Regions from separate parts of the Homo sapiens genome. Here region 2 is linked to region 1. The links are chromatin loops, found by intact Hi-C in ENCODE. Cell type or tissue: MCF 10A. All regions are shown on one strand. Each heading gives the region's core, and the rest is flanking DNA. Links, peaks and the distances in the headings are about the cores only.

What was found. Peaks named below come from ENCODE experiments on the same cell type or tissue, not always from the same donor. Only the 100,000 strongest peaks of a DNase experiment are listed, where the experiment ranks them.
Region 2: a loop joins it to region 1, with 2.1 times the contacts of the local background. A loop is called at or near these places in 2 of 110 quality-filtered maps.

What each region holds. Positions count from the first base shown.
Region 1 is chr1:163,050,893-163,059,238 of GRCh38, reverse strand. LOC107985223 (a long non-coding RNA gene) reads left to right here and starts at 3,779. Exons shown (of 3, transcript XR_001738274.2): 1 at 3,779-6,555. In MCF 10A, for the core only: no CTCF peak of the experiment used is centred there; no DNase peak of the experiment used is centred there.
Region 2 is chr1:162,938,312-162,946,657 of GRCh38, reverse strand. No RefSeq gene overlaps it. Among named protein-coding and RNA genes, the nearest start is that of CCDC190, 81 kb to the right of the region's middle. In MCF 10A, for the core only: no CTCF peak of the experiment used is centred there; a DNase peak (open chromatin) is centred at 3,347.

The sequences.
Region 1 (8,346 bases), core at 68-8,067:
TATATATGTATATATGTGTATATATATGTGTATATATATATGTGTGTGTGTGTGTATATATATATATATATATATATAAAATGCCTTTTTTTTTTTCTGAGATGACATTTCGCTCTTGTTGCCTGGGCTGGAGTGCAATGGCATGATCTTGCTCCCCGCAACCTCCACCCCCAGCAGGTTCAAGTGATTCTCCTGCCTCGGCCTCCGAAGTAGCTGGGATTACAGGCGTGTATCACCATGCCTGTCTAATTTTGTATTTTTAGTAGAGATGGGGTTTCACCATGTTGCTCAGGCTGGTCTTGAACTCCTGACCGCAAATGGTTCACCCGCCTCGGCCTCCCAAAGTGCTGGGATTACAGGCGTGAGCTACCGCACCTGGCCAGGTATTATTTTCTTACTTAACAAATGATGAACCTGAGGCACAAAGAAGTTAAGTGATTTGCTTAACAGTTACATAGCTAAGAAATAACAGGGCAAGCTCAGCCTGCTTGGCTCCAGAGGCCAGGCTCTTAACCACCATGTAATGCTACTTGTTGCTGGTTTTGCTTCTTTTCCTTGCCATAATAAGTTATTAGAAGTTTCCTATCTCATGAGCTTGCTCGTTCTAACAATGGTTAGCATGTGTACATTGCTTCCTTCCTTTCAGGGAAGCAAGATGATGGAGTCAATGTCTCTGGTGTCAGTGAATTATCTAATGACTTTAATCTTCAGTCTTCAACTGGCATTAATATAACTAAAAAGTTAAAGTAAGGCAAGATAATAAGGAAAGGACAATTCTTTAAGTTTTACAAATGCATACAGTAGTTCCTCCCAGTAAATGAATTCCTATGAGTACAAACTTCTATTTTATTTTTTTTTATTATTTTTTAAATTTTATTTTTTTTATTATACTTTACGTTTTAGGGTACATGTGCACAATGTGCAGGTTAGTTACACATGTATACATATACCATGTTGGTGTGCTGCACCCAGTAACTCGTCATTTAACATTAGGTATGTCTCCAAATGCTATCCCTCCCCACTCCCCCCACCCCACAACAGGCCCCGGTGTGTGATGTTCCCCTTCCTGTGTCCATGTGTTCTCATTGTTCAATTCCCACCTATGAGTGAGAACATGCGGTGTTTGGTTTTTTGTCCTTGTGAGAGTATGCAGCCATAAAAAATGATGAGTTCATGTCATTTGTAGGGACATGGATGAAGCTGGAAACCATCATTCTCAGCAAACTATCGCGAGTACAAACCTTTAAAAGCTGCATTTTTTTAACTTATCATTTGACTTGATAATTAAGGTACGAAGAAGTAATCTTATCTGTTTCTATAAAGGTCAAGTTTTAAAGAAACACTAAAAAAAAAAAACTAATAAGGAGAACCAAGCTGAGGAGGGCTTATCAAATTTTATCCCTCACTCCTGAACTAAATATCTCACCCACTAAAGATTTGCAGACAAATAGCTTTGCAACTCTTTTAGCAGTTCTATCTAGGCTCATGAGTAAACAGGTAAATGTATTCACCTACATCAGTCTATTGGAACAGCTGCCCTTCATTTCAAAGGAAATAGTAGAGATAAAAATAATATCATAATGCCATGATGTTGACCTAGAAATTGAATAGGACTGTCCCACAATCTATATAGCTCATGGGCTTTGATTGTTTTTGCAGGAGTGTTGATTGGGTTTGTGTTGAGTCATAAAATTGTTTCAGCCATTTCCTTTTAAAACAACCCTTCCATTTCACTTCTCAGTTTGTGAAGCACCTTTTACTACATTATCTCATTTGCCTTTCACATCAAACTCAATATGTTCAGAATTGAAATAATTTTCCCCTCTCAAAGCTACTCTGCCTTTAGTGTTCTTTATTCCCGTAAATCCACCCTCTATCAATATTTCTCACTCTGTTCCTCCTCTCCATCCTTCACTGCCCTAGTTTAGATTCTCTTTACTTTTTAGACTTTCTCCCCTGGAACAGATGTCATCATTTCTCTTTTAAGCAGAAATGACCCTGTTTTAAAGGAAGTCTTCATGCAGAATATTAGTGCATAGTACAGAGTGACATGAAGCCTCTGGAGGGAAGGAAGGCAAGGGGAGTTTTCCATTCCTTCAGGACATTCTATGAAAGCCCTAAAGTTTTATTGGAACACAATTATGCTAATTTATTTTATTTTTGTCTATGTCTGCTTTCATGCTATGATGGCAGAGTAGAGAAGTTGCAACACAGGCTATATGACTCACAAAGCCTAAAATATTTACTTTCTGGCCTTTTACAAAAAAAAAATGCTGACTGCTAGTCTACAAAACAGCAATAATATTCTAAATGGGCTTCCATGTTAACTTCTCTCTTTCTAATTAATTTAACAAACTACTGTCATACTCTGCCTCAAAAAGTTAGTAATACTAAGTTTCTATAAAATAAAGTTCAAATTTCTTAGCTAAGACTATTCAACACATGACATCCAAGTACTATTCTATATTAATTTCTACTCCCTTCACAAACACTAAAATCACTAAAATATTTTTCTCTTTAAATGATCTGTGCTTCCTGATACCCAAGTCATTTCTACTAGGAGGAAAAACCTCCTCCACTTTAGCTTCCCAAGTTTGGTGCTGTCCAACCTTCAAACTCAATACTCCTAAAGGAAGAGTTTCTGAAGCTATCAGTTAAAAAGGGACCTCTTTCTTTTAATTTTCCAAAGTATTTTTATCACTTCCTATCTGGTAGTATTGAGAAATTTCTGACATATATTTAATTATGTATATACTACTGTTCTTTTTATTATTTTATAAACTTATCGATAACAAGAGGCTGACACCATTTCAATTTTGTGGAACCTACTGGTTTCTAGCATGTATCTTGAATTTAGTAAGATCAAGCTAAAGAGTTGCTGAATGAACAAATTTGAAGATTAAGAATTATTTTAACATATGTTTTACAGAGGAGAAAACTAAGAAATGTGTATCAATCAGGACAAACTAGCTTAAATTGCAGTAACAAACAACCCCCAAATCACAGTACACTTGAAAGAACAAAGGCTCATTTCTTGTTCGTTGCATGTCCTTTTATATCAAATATGACTGTGTTGTTCATTGTTGTCTTTGCTGCAGAGTCCAGGTTATTGGAACAGCCTCTGTCTGAAACATGGCTGATACTCATAGCAGAGACAAAGAGAAAGCATAGTGCAATATGCATTGTCTCTGAAAGCTTCTGTTTAGAAGGAACAAACATTAGTTCTACTTATATTTCATTATATATTTCATTGGGCAAACTTGATGTCAAAAATGCATGTAAATACAATCTTTCCCCTACGATATGGTTTGGATTTGTGTCCCCACCGAATCCCGTGTTGAAATGTAATCCCCAGCATTGGAGGTGGGGCCTGGTGGGAGATGTTTGGATCAAGGGGGTGGATCTCTCATGAATGACTTAGCACCATCCCCTTCTTGATGAGTGAGTTCCCATGAGATCTGATTGTTTAAAAATGTGTGGAACCTCCCACTCGCTCTCTCTCTTGCTCCCCCTCTGCCATGTGAGACACCTGCTCTCACTTAGCCTGCTGTCATAAGCAAAAGCTTTCTGAGTCCTCACCAGAAGTGAGTAGACGCCAGTGGGATGCTTCCTGTGCAGCCTGCAGAACTGTGAGCCAATTTAACCTCTATTCTTTATAAATTACCCAGACTTGGGTATTTCTTTATAGCAATGCAAGAATGACCTAAGACATCCTAAGAGGGGCAATAAATATTTTTGAACAATAACAAAATATACCACAAGGAGTTTATCTTTTTATTACTTAATTTTTTTACAGCCTTCCTTCTCTCCCTTTACAAGGAGTTAAATGATTTGTCCCAAATCACACAACTAGCAAGTGACAGGATAAAAACTTGAAAGGAGATTATTTGACTTATAAATCCAGTTTCTCTTCATTTCATCATAAAGCAGACTGACTATCAGAGGGAATAATGGAGTGACTATGAAGCAACCGTTCTCTAATGCCCTTAACTGACCCAGCAGCCAAAAACATCTGAAGAGGTGGAGAACAAATGAGATAAGTGATTTCTTAAGGTCGGTTCTTTCAGTATATCAGTATTGGAGAGTCAACTGTTGTGGCCATAGATGGAAATACAGGAAGTGACAGCTTATTTGACTCTTGATTGCCTTAAGAGGATGCTAGAAGCAGTGAGAATGCAGTAAATGGAATAAAGCTCCAGCTGCATTACCTGAACTCCAAATATTATTACCAGCATTCAAGAGTGAAAAGGCCTGGGGAAGCCTGATAGCACAAGGATTAGACAGACATAGTAAGGCTGAGGGTGCCTTTGCTCATAAGTCTTTTTTAGTTTATTAATTTTCCAATCGATGGCAAAATTGCTTCAATTTAGTCTGTATAATCAAAGCAGGTTTCTGGTTAGTTCTATGAAGAATTCAACAGCTATTGAGTTTCTGCTGTTTCAGGTATTATGTTAGTCCCAGGGAACAAGACAGATATAATCCCTAATCTCATGGAGATTCTAATGTAGCACAAAATACAGATATTAAGTAACACATCATTTCAAGGGTGTTGAAAACAAAAGAGGAGGAACAGAATTGTACTGGACACTATTGGTGCTGTGACAAGATTCTTTTGAAACCTTTGAATTGTTTCTGTGAACTTCTCTCCCAGCTTCTGAGGGCCTTTGCTTCCAATTGACTGCACTTGATCATTTTCTGGACGGCTGCCTTCAGAACACTGGAGTGGATTGCCTGCAAGCATAGAAAGTGGGAGTTGCCTAGGAGTTTAAGTGCCCCTATCCAATGATTGGTAGGAGAGTCTAAAATCCCAGCCTCCTTGCCTTCTGGAAAAACAAAGTTAGGGGCAGCATTTACACTACAGAGTTCTCTTGATTAGGCTGAGCATGAGCCTTTGATGACTGAACCCTTGCTGGATGTTGTGGCCATTAAGAATGCACCTCACCGACCTCCAGCTATAAAGAGCATAATTGACTGATGGCCCCAGCTGCTGCTTCTGAACTCCATCACTGAGTTTGTCTCAGGGCTGCACTTCCCCCAGGCTGTTCCCAGCCAACAACTGAGCGTGGCAGGGACACTAAGACAGGCCCATTCCCAGGAGGCCTAGGATTCCCATGACAGGTAACTTTGGCTCAACAACTATTTGACAGCCTCAGCCAATTTTTCTTAGACTGAAGAGGGGTCTAGGATGCTCCCACGACCCTTCATTGCCTTCTTCCTTCACATGGGCTCAGACCTGTATCACAGCCTTATGGCTTTTCCAGCCCATCCTGATTACCCTCTGCCAATTTACTTTTATAGGTATTTCCCTGATAAAATCCTCAGATGCTTAATTCCATCTAGGCATCTGCTCCTCAGAGGATCCAGAAGAACACACTGGGCTTCCCTACGCTTACTCTTCACACGCACTTCTTTATGGTTTCTCCTGCGGGCACTTGCACATGAATCCTCCTCTCAAGGTCTGCTTCTCTGGAATCCAATGTAATGACAAGGGCTCAATGGGAATACATAATAAATGAATCTAATCAATTACCATTACAGTTGTGTTGAAGTTTGAAAGAATAGTAAACATTAATAGGCAAAAGGATGGAAGAGGCAGGATTTTCCAGGTAGAAGAAATATCATATTCAAAAGTTAGCAGGCAAGACTGAAAATGTCAGAGTCAAAGAAAGGAGCAATTAATAATTAATGTAGTGACAGATGAAGGAAGAAGCCACCTATGAAGAGCCCAGTTGACTGTGCTAAGGATTTTCATCTTTCCTTAAGAGTAAAGAGCCACCGTAAGACTTTAAACAGAGAGACAAAAGGATCAGATTTGCATGTTTAAAACATCATTCTGGAACATTAATTGCAGGGTAGCATAGAAGAGGGGAGAGCAGATAGAAAGTGATGCATTGGTCTGGTGCGGGACTAGGGTGGCTCAGACTGAAGCAGGGGTCGGCAAACCACAGCCTACAGCCTGTTTCTGTATGGCCCAAAGACAAAGAAAAATTTTTCATTTTTAAAGGGCTGTTGCAATGTACTGAATGCTTGTGACCTGCCTCTTCTAAATTCATATGTTGAAGCCCTAGCCCCCAGTGTGATGCTATTAGGAGGAAGGGCCTTTTGGAGGTAATGGGACATGATGATGGGACCTTTATTAATGGGATTAGTGCCCTTACAGAAGAAATCCCAGAAGGGATTCTCACCCTCTTTCCACCATATAAGGATACAAGGAGAAACTGGGAAGCTGCAACCCAGAAGAAGGTCCTCATCAGAACTGCCCATGCTGGCACCCTGATCTTGAACTATCGTCCTCCAGAACTGTACAAAATAAATTGTGGTTGTTTATAAGCCACCCATTCTCTGGTACTTTGTTGTAGCAGCCTAAATTGACTAAGACACTTGTTAAAACAATAATAACAAAAATGAAGAATATGTAACAGAGCCCATATGTGGTCCTGAACCCCTAAAATATTCCCTGTCTGGTCCTTTGCAGGAGAATACGTGTGGATCATGGACTAGAATAATGACAATGGGAATGGGGAAAACTAGTTGGATCAAAGAAATATTTTGGAGGTAAAATCAATCTGTATTTTTGATCTATTGTGTTTGGAAACTGAGAGAAAAGGAGGCATCAAAACATTATCCTACATTTCAAACTTGAGCAGTTGAATGGGTGGAGGTACTATTTACTGAGGGAATACGAGATGAGAAGCTAGTTTGAGAGAGCCTGCAAAACACCCACACTGTATCAGAATTTACCTTTGCCCATTTTAACTAAATTCAATTCAATAGTTTTATAGTGCAGACTACACAGATGAGCAGTTGCAATCTGTCCTCCAAAGCACTTTACAGTCTTATGACAGGAAGAAGTAGCAAGTAAAGTTAAACATAACACAATACAGGCTGGGCACGGTGGCTCATGCTTGTAATACCAGCACTTTTGGAGGCCGAGGCGGGTGGATCACCTGAGGTCAGGAGTTCAAGACCATCCTGGCCAACATGATGAAACCCAATCTCTGCTAAAACAATACAAAAATTAGCCAGGCATAATGGTGCATGCCTGTAATCCCAGCTACTCGGAAGACTGAGGAGAATTGCTTGAACCTGGGTGGCGAAGGTTGCAGTGAACCGAGATCACACAATCGCACTCCAGCCTGGGTAACAGAATGAGACTCTGTCTCAAATAAATAAATAAACAACAATAAATAAAATAATACAATACAGAATAGTATCAGGTGAGTGTCATAAATGGATAGGTACAAAATGCTAAGGGTGTTCAATGGAGCAAGAGAAAGAGAGAGATTGAGATAATATCCATTTAGAAAACAACAGAAAGGATTTTATAGGTGTGTCATTTTAAGTAGTCCTTAAAGTATGACTAGGATTTCAAGAAATAGAGCATATATATATATATATACACACATATATATATACACACATGCACATATACACATATACATATATACACACACACACAAAGATGGATCTCTAACCATATATATATTCACACATATAGATAGGTATCTATCTATATAACTGTATGTATATAATGATAACTATATATACATAAAACTTTAATCCTAGGGCCCCTCTTGGTGCCACTTTTAAATATCCTCAGAAAATCAAGGAAAAAATTATTGAAAATTCAAATCTTGAACATTATCCAGTTTATAACCAACAGCTGCATTTATTAGAGAGCTCCTTTCTCTCCTATCCACTTATCTTACATCTTCAGCAACTTTGAACTCTTCCTCTATTCCACTTATTTCCTCTCTAGAAACCTAGCTGTCTCAAAAACCTTGATATTTTCTTTCCCATGCTCCTTCTTCTTCTTTGACCAGTTGAGGCACTTGTCATCTGGTTTTGCTTCGCAAAAGCCTGAGAACTACAATGGCTAGGGCAGAACTCTTTTCAAAGGACTAAGTTTGGGGTAGGAGCAGATAAGAGGACTCACCTGTTAAGAAATATCTTTTCTGTCCCAATAAAATAGAGGGGGAATCACTGAGGTCTGTTTTAGGAAGCTTAATCAGAAGCTGAGTAGAATGAATAAAGACTGACAGTACATCTCAGGATACTCTGTGTAGGTTTGTCCTACCAGGTCTCAGTAGGTGTTACAGTATGTGGCATAGGGACTTCACTATTTGGATACAAGAGAGAAACAGAAATGACTGCACTTCATTTGCTGGAAGAAGAAAGGGAGCAGGTAAAGCCTGTATTTGCTGAACTCTATATACCTTATTTTTTTGTTGTTGTTGTACTGTTGAAGCAGTATTCAACTTTTGGGAGAAAAAGGCAGGTCATGGGGAAAAATATTTCCATCAGAGACCTATTTTTTAAAACCCAGAGAGGGATCTAAAATCAGCA
Region 2 (8,346 bases), core at 132-8,131, 110 kb after region 1:
ATGACCTACTTCTAAATAAGGTCACATTCTGGGTTCATGGGTGTTAGGACTTCAACTTCAACACTCAGCGTGAGGGGTAAAATTCAGCCCATAACATTTACAATAGGCAAAGAATAGAGACTTAGGAAAATAAAGACTTCAAAAATAGCTGTTGCATACATAGGAGCCTTGTGTTATTACTGCCTTTTGTGGATTGTGGTGGTGAAATCTACCTTTAACATAATTATAGTAATATCCATGACTTGAACACCTACTGTCAGCCAGACCCTGTACAGTCTTTCACATGTTTATCTCATTTAGTCTATACACACTCTCTATGAGATAGATCTTATTATCTATATTCTACAGATGAAGAAACTAAAACTCAGAGAATATCAGTAACTTGACCAAAGTTTGGGCAAAATAAAATGCCATCATAAATTCTTAGCCATACTATTGTTTTAATTACTCATTAATTAGGATTATATGGCAATTACAACAAAAAGTATGAGCACTAGGTATTGGGTTGGTGCAGAAGTAATTGCAGTTTTTGCTATTGAAAGTAATGGCAGAAACGTCAATTACTTTTGCACCAACCTAAATAGAATCAGAGAACAGCTTATATCAAACAATATTAAGCAAAATAAAACCCCAAAATTGTATATGTGCTATAATGATATCTATACAAAAAGCATCTATACATCTAAGTATACACTGAATGATTGTCAGAGAGGAAGATACATTTTGGGAATCTGAGTAGTGGGATTATAGTATAATTTTTTTTCTTAATGTCATAAATGTATAAATGTTAATATTAACATTTAAAAGCAAAAGTATAATTAGAAATTGCTAATATCTTAATCTACTTTTCATACTAATTAGAACGATGATTCAAATGCCAGCATGCATCTCCTGGATGAAATCATTGTAGGCCTTCAAGGATATATAAAACTACACTTAATCTCAGCATCAAAACAATTCATAATGCTATGTTTTTCCCTTCACCCTGACTTCAAGGGCTACACAGGAAAATCTGAAGGGCTTCAAGGGCTTCCTGCTCTATAAACTCTAAATATTAGAGATCAAGTACCATGAATGAAGCAAGCATAAATCCACGTCTAATTAGATGTGTCAGAGAGGACAGCCAGCCCTCTGGCTTAGATTATACTCCTGCAAATTCAGCTAAGGTGGCGCATCAACTCAGAGGCCTGCACAGAAAGCTTGTTTTATCTTTCTTTATCTACCTCCACCCCTTCCCCTCATCTGTCCGTTACTGAGAGGGAGCTTGCAGAGAACTCCGTGAGCACTATCTGGAGATCTTTTTGCCATTCACTGAATATACATGGACATTCCCTAAATATTAATATTTATGACAATTCCCTAAATATGTGTGCGGTGTGTGACTATGAAAGAATCATAGAAATTAATTACTTTCTTTGAGTTGCTACCTGTTAGATCAAATTTGCATTCTGCAGGGAGAGCTGCTAGAAGTGGGTCTCTGGCAGGAAGCCTAGTGGAGCCCTCTGGGTCTGATTCATCTCCCTTAAGGGCAGATATCTGTTTTAGTTGATAATAATGCCTCTAAAAATTGGGTCACCAAACAACTCTTGCAGTTTTTCTGGCCACATCATGGGGAGAGAGAATCTAGTAAGTGCTAATTTCTCTTTTTCTCACCAACCTATATTAATCCAATCAACAAATATGTGTCTGTAGCTGCAGGAGTCTCTAATCAACACATTATTTTTTTTATTCTGAACTGCCTCTGGATATCTCTATTTCAGAATATCTATGAAATAAATTTCTTAGAAGGGGAAGGGTGTTCTGAAGTGATGTCTTCGCAGCACCATAGTTGTCCAATTAGCAAGGACTGGAGACATAACGAAAGAAATCATAGATCTAATAAGTAAGGAATAGGAAGAAACTTGAAGGATCAGACTACTGTGTTTCCATCATAGAGAAAGGAAAAACACTGCCACAGTCTTTCATTGCAGGTTCCTTGAGAATGCACACTGACACATTCTAGTCCAGAGTGTTACATAACATCTAGATCAATAAATCCATAAATTTTTGTAGATTGAAAAATTAAAGATGCCACACTCCTCACCAGCCCAAGAACAGAATACTGGGTCTAAAGGACTTCATTATGTTTTATATTATTCAATTATTATAATAAATATTCCTTCAATTGGTGTTCCTTGATTATTCAGTTTTCAGATTTTGCCTCTACTATTTTCTAGTCTCATTAAGTATTCATATATTCATCTTTTCCGTAAATTTTATGCTGTTTCTCAAGTCTTGGGCATCCAGACTAGTGTATAAGAATAATTTGATACTTTTCTAAGAGACAGAAAATCACTTTCGTTCATTTATTGCTTTTTCATAACTTTTCTGTACGATTTTCTGCATCACAATTTTTCTTTCCATATCCTAGAGGGCAGGGATCACGTAGGTGTACATTTTTGAAAATTTAACCTAGAATTTTGTTTCAGGTTTCCAGACCTAATAGATAATCAAATATTTTCTGTGTAAAGGTTATTTTTCTTTTAAGAAGCAATAATAATTTGTAATACTTTTATATATTTTAAGTTTTACATTCAAAAAATAAATCTCATGATCTTACAATTATTAACTATAATTAAAGCTATCATTTATTGAGCATTTAAAATATGCCATGCATTTTTCTAAACACTATAATGCATATTCATGGACTCAACCTTTCTAAGTGGCTAACTAACTCAAGGTGCTACAGCTGTTACCAACCAAGTTGGGATTTGAACACTGTTTCTTTAAGTGTAAAGCCTTGTTCTTAACCACTGTACTATACTAACCTTCAGGTATTTCAGGAGCCCTGATGGTATATTTGGTTACAAACAATCTCTGCATGGTGCAGCTGTCCTGTGCATGACATTTATGTGAGTTATGACCTTCTGACTATGCTTGCCAAGACACAGGATTGGAAGAATCTATTCCCATGGCCACAGAGATCTAGTTGCAAATTGTTATGTTTGGGTGTCTCATATGGATTTAATTGACTTTGGGATTAAGAGATGCTATGTTGGGGAGGACGTGAAACTCCTGGATTATCATGGTGACTCTAATTCTAAAAACATTTTAATTTTATTTCACAAACCCAATGTTTTAGGAAAACATTTTAATTTTAAAACACAGATGTCTTTTGTGGGAATGGAAACTTCACACAAATTCTTAAGATGAAACATGAAACTTCAAAGAAATGTCTTGTTCTTAACCTACTCTTTTCCAACCCCTCACCCCACCCCCGGCTCCCACAGGGTTTGCATTTAGTTCCCCTGCAGTTAGGAGAGTGGAAAAGTTTGACACACTCTTTGATGTATTTTAAAGTCTCTGCCGTTACGCAATGAAATTTGGCTCTCAGAAGCTAGTCAGCTTCCTTGAGGGAAAAGAGAATATTTATGAAAAGGAAACCTCTGCAGGTAAGTTGTACACAATTAGCACCTTTACTGAAGCTTTTACTAAGCTACAGTTGTGTCAAAGAAAGTCTCCACCCATTGTACCCAGAACAGCCTGTCTAAATCTCAAGCTCAGCCTGAAACATCTCATGCCAAGAACTTCTTAGCCCAGGCAGAGACATTAACATCTGATCTAGTGCTCACATGTACAGGACAGTCAAACATCTGGGACAAGAGAAGTGTTAGCAGTTCACTGCTGCTGCTTCTTTTCAGCTGCACTTAAATGGTTTTATGTAGGAAGCTGTACTGATGAGGATACTCTTGCTACTGAGTGACAGGGAGAGCAGTGAGAAGCAGCATGGTATAAGGGAAAGCTTAAGCTCTGAGCAGTCACACAGACCTCCTTACATTCTAGCCCTACCACTTAATTGTTATGTGTTCCTTAGCTCTTGGAACCTCACTTTCTTTATCTATAACATAGGGATGATGATAATAGTACTTCATAAACTAATTGAGAATATTAAGGAGGTAAATACATGTAAAGTGCATAGATCAAAGCTGAGTGCATAGATACTTTCCCAGAAAGACAGCCATCACCATTATCATTAATCTGGGGACACTGGGGAAAACGTCCCAGGCAGTCATGCAGTTTCTAGTCACTCTCCTATTTTCCATCTGGTACACAGACAGTAAAACCATCTTTCAGCCCACTACCTTAACCATGTCCCAACCTTCCTGAGACCATGCAATAGATTCCCTCAGCCAGGAATATCAAACCCCAATTCCTCTACTTTGGCTTTAAGACCTATCCGTGACTTTCCCTCCCAATGCTTCACTCTCTTTCCTTACTTCTCCCTTTTTGATCACAGCGTTTCACCTTTATCAAATTTTTCTTTCTGTCTTTGTATATTTGACTTATTTCTCTACCCTGGTACTAATGCTCCTGATGGTTTTCTCAGCTGAAATTCCCTCTCTGTCACCTCTGTGAAAGTCACACACTTGAGGGCAGACTGGGTTGGAATCCACACTGATCTTTAGTAGCTGCAGGACCATCCATGCTTAATTTTCTTCTTCAGTCTTCAGTTTCTTAATCAATAAGGTGAAAATTGAAATATTTGATTACATGAGATTGTTAGAACTAAATAAGATTCTATATGTAAAGTAGCCAGTAGACACATAATGGGTGCTAGGAGAAAGTTTCACAACCATCAGAGCTTAGTGCACACTTCTTTTCTTCTGGGACACACATACTCATTATTGCCAATAATATCTGTGGTCCTCAGCTATAATGTACTCAACTTGAGGGTGGTGGAAGATCTCTGTGAATACTGAAGTTTGAATTTTAGCCCCAGAACTTGTTTGCTGTGTGTGAACTTGGATAAGTTTCTCAATTTCTCTTAACCTCTATTTCCATATCTATTAAAAATTTACAAATCACATACAAAGAGTATAAAAACAAAATGAGAGAGTGCATATAAACACAGCATTGCATTTTAGAAATGTATTCCAAAAGTAGCACCTACCAGATATTATATTAGTTTGTACCCAGGATACTTTTGATTGCAAGTACATATTTTGACTCTGTAGCTTGACCTTTTTAAGGGCATGAATTTTTTGTTTTATAAATTTTTTGTAGAACTTTAAGCTTCTTGCCAGTGAGGATTCTATACTTTATGGTAATTTTAAATGAATGAAAAGGATTTATCCCATTGGAATGGCTTGTTTCAGATTTAGAACTAAGTAAGAGATCAAAGGGTGATAGAAGGGAAAGGTAATAGAACAACTTAGACAGTGAATAGATGAAAAAGCAGGATAAGGAAGGAGAAAGCTACCATAGCCCATCCTTCTCTGTAGAAGACATGGGCTAAGACTCTCTGTTCTCTTCCAGGAGACACTGCTCCCAAGTTCTTCCTGTCAGTACCCCACTGAGGTGTTGCTGCTGCATGTCGACTTCCTGCTCCAATGCCATCCTTCTTCAAAGCCCAGGACTTCCATCCTTCCACAGCAGGATTAAAAGTAATGGCAAAACCGCAATTACTTTTGCACCAACCTAAATACGTGTTTCTGTTTTAGCCTAATTGTGCTCACCAGAGACCTAGCCATGCCTGCTTCTCTTGAGAGGCTTGGTGGCAGGAGCTGGGCTACAGAGCTCCTTGGGAAAGAGCTAGCCTAAGTCAAAATCCAAGAACACAACTCAAGACCTGGGTTAGATAAGAGGGATGACTATGTGGGACTGTGAGACTTGTCCATCCTACACCAAGTATGGAGGGTTTTTTTTTTTCCTTTTCTAACTAACATTTCTTCAGTACCCCTTTTTGCACAAATAATCTGAATAACACATCTGAAAATGAAGCTCTCGTCATAAAAGACTTACATTTAATAAGATAACTATTTAGTGTTGAGTATCGAGCACCAGACTAAGAATCAGAAGACCTAAGTTTGGGGTCTAATTTCTCCCTCTGACTTGGATCATATCTTTAACTTTTCAAAGGTCTCTGATTCCTCCTCTATCAAAGGAAAGGATTAGGCTGGATGGCTTTAAGTGCCTCAGAAGTCCAGCTATCTAGCCATAGTCTCTAACCCAGAGAGCCTGAGGCTAACTTCAGACCCACTCTAACCCTATTTGTGGAAACCATGGCCCAAAGACATGTTTCACGTTTGCTTGTGAATGGATTACCCTGGTTACTTTAGTCTCCCATGATTTTCCTCTTCTGCTGGGGGCTCAGAGGTGATATCTCTATACTTACCAATGCTGATGCCAAATGTGACTGCTATATATGCGAAGACCCACTGATATGCCAACCACCTAAGGCTACTAGTGACTGAGTTCATAAGCACTGAAATGGCTTCTGCTAAAGTCACTAGCAACATCTTTTGTTGCTGCTACAGGTCTAGAGAATAATGTTGCTATACCTTGGGCTCGCAATGTACCATAGAGAATTTTAGGGAGACAGCTTCTTTACCTGTACTTTTACTATATCTAATTCATTCTAAGACTCAGGTGTAGTTCTTTGTGGGTTGGGCTGGTTTGCAGCCTGTACCTCTCAAAATCACTTCTCTTCTTCAACCTTGGCTTTCTGGCCTTGAAGGAGTGGATAACACTATTTTTTCTAGCATTCATTTTTTTCTTACCTACAGTTCATGGAGGCTTCTGAGTCCCTCATATATTGGGCCTCTTCTTCTCAGACCCATTTCATCACCACAACATATCTAAATCTTAGGGTGATTAAAGTTTAAATTCAAACTGAGACCTCTGATATGATTATATGAGATAAAGGCTGGATGATCTGAGGATGGGGAGCAAAAATTGAATCTGGTTGGAAGAAGCACAGTTTCCTAAAACCCTGACAGGAGGGAGCACTGTTTTGTGCTTTGGAAAGGCTAGAGGTCACAGCCCACCTCTGCGAAGTGAGACAGAAGGAGGAGTAGAAAGGAAGGAAAGAATAAAAAGAAGCCAGTCTTTTTCTTCTCTCTCTTTAGACATCCTATTGTACTTCTCCATTTTTGTCTCTCTCTAGGGGATCCTAGCCTGCCTATTAATAAATATTCCCTTCTGGAATTCTAGAATATCATAATCTACTTTCTTAAGTATTTCTACATAGGAAAACAAGCAAATCAATTAATATTTCATCACTGTTGCTAACACATGTAATTCAAGATCTCTACATATTTGTCCTGAGTTTCTAATCTCACTAGGATTTACCTTAGCACTGAGCGAGTATTCACTGGGATCAAAGAGCAGTTTGTCTGATTACTCTTTTCTAATTAGCATTTCTTCCAGTATAAATTTTTGATGCCCTCATCCCAGGAGTGTTTGATAATGCCTCTGTGTCTATAGGTTAACGTATTTCTTAATAAGATCCTCAATCCTGGTCCTTCCTACTTCTCCACATTCACTTCCACTCACTCCCAACATCCCCACAAAACAGCCTTCCCAAACCCCCAACACATATGCACTTCATGCACACATATGCACATGCACATAAGCTATCACCTGTGAAACTGCATAGCGCACCCTCTACTGGTTATTAGAGTTCAGAGAAGAGATACGTCTCTACAGTCTGGAAAGACTGGGAAAAGAGGGAAGTAACGTGTTAACGAGAATTAAGTCTGGGAAGTGGAGGTCAAAAGCTGGAGGGCCCTTAATGGTAGGATAGGGGTCTGTTTTAAGACAAGGGTTTGGGCAAGGGAATGAAGCAAGGAGAATTATACTAGGGAGACTGATAGGAATTGACTGTAATAATATAGTGCTGGCATAAGGAAGGAATTTGAGTTGCGGCAGGAGCATGGAGGTGAAATGTTATAAAGAATCAAGAAAACACAGATAAAGTTTACACAGACATCCCCATTGTTCTCAGGTACTCCTGAAGCAAAGTCCCCTCTGAGGCAGATATTCCTAATTGTTCCACTGCAGCCATCCTCCTCTTCATCCAATGAAGATGGATTTTGAGTTTTAGCTACACATATAATGAGTCTGAATATAGATTATATTCTCCACCACCCATTACCCCTAGGTGTGGCCATATGACCAAGTTCTGGCCAATGGGATGGGAGTGGAAGTAATGGAGAACTTCCAGGTCCTACCTTTAAAAGCAAGGGCCAAGAACAAAAATTTTTTAAATAAACAAATAAACTAAAAGCAAGGGCCATGCCTTTCACTTTCTTTCCCCCTTCCTCCAGTGGAATGAGGATGTGGTAGAGGACCATTGTGAACTATGCTGAAAAGGGCTACCCTGGGGCCCCTGCTTTTCCCAGAATGGAGCTGCCATACTAGTTTAGGTGTTTAAGAGTGTAAGAACTAAACTGTCTCATTTAAGTCCCTGTAATTATACATCTCTGTTTTGGGCAACTGAATCTGTAACCTGATTAATACACTTTTTAATCTCACAAGTAGAAAGCATTTTGAAAACAATAAGGTTTAAATTAATTTAAAATTGCA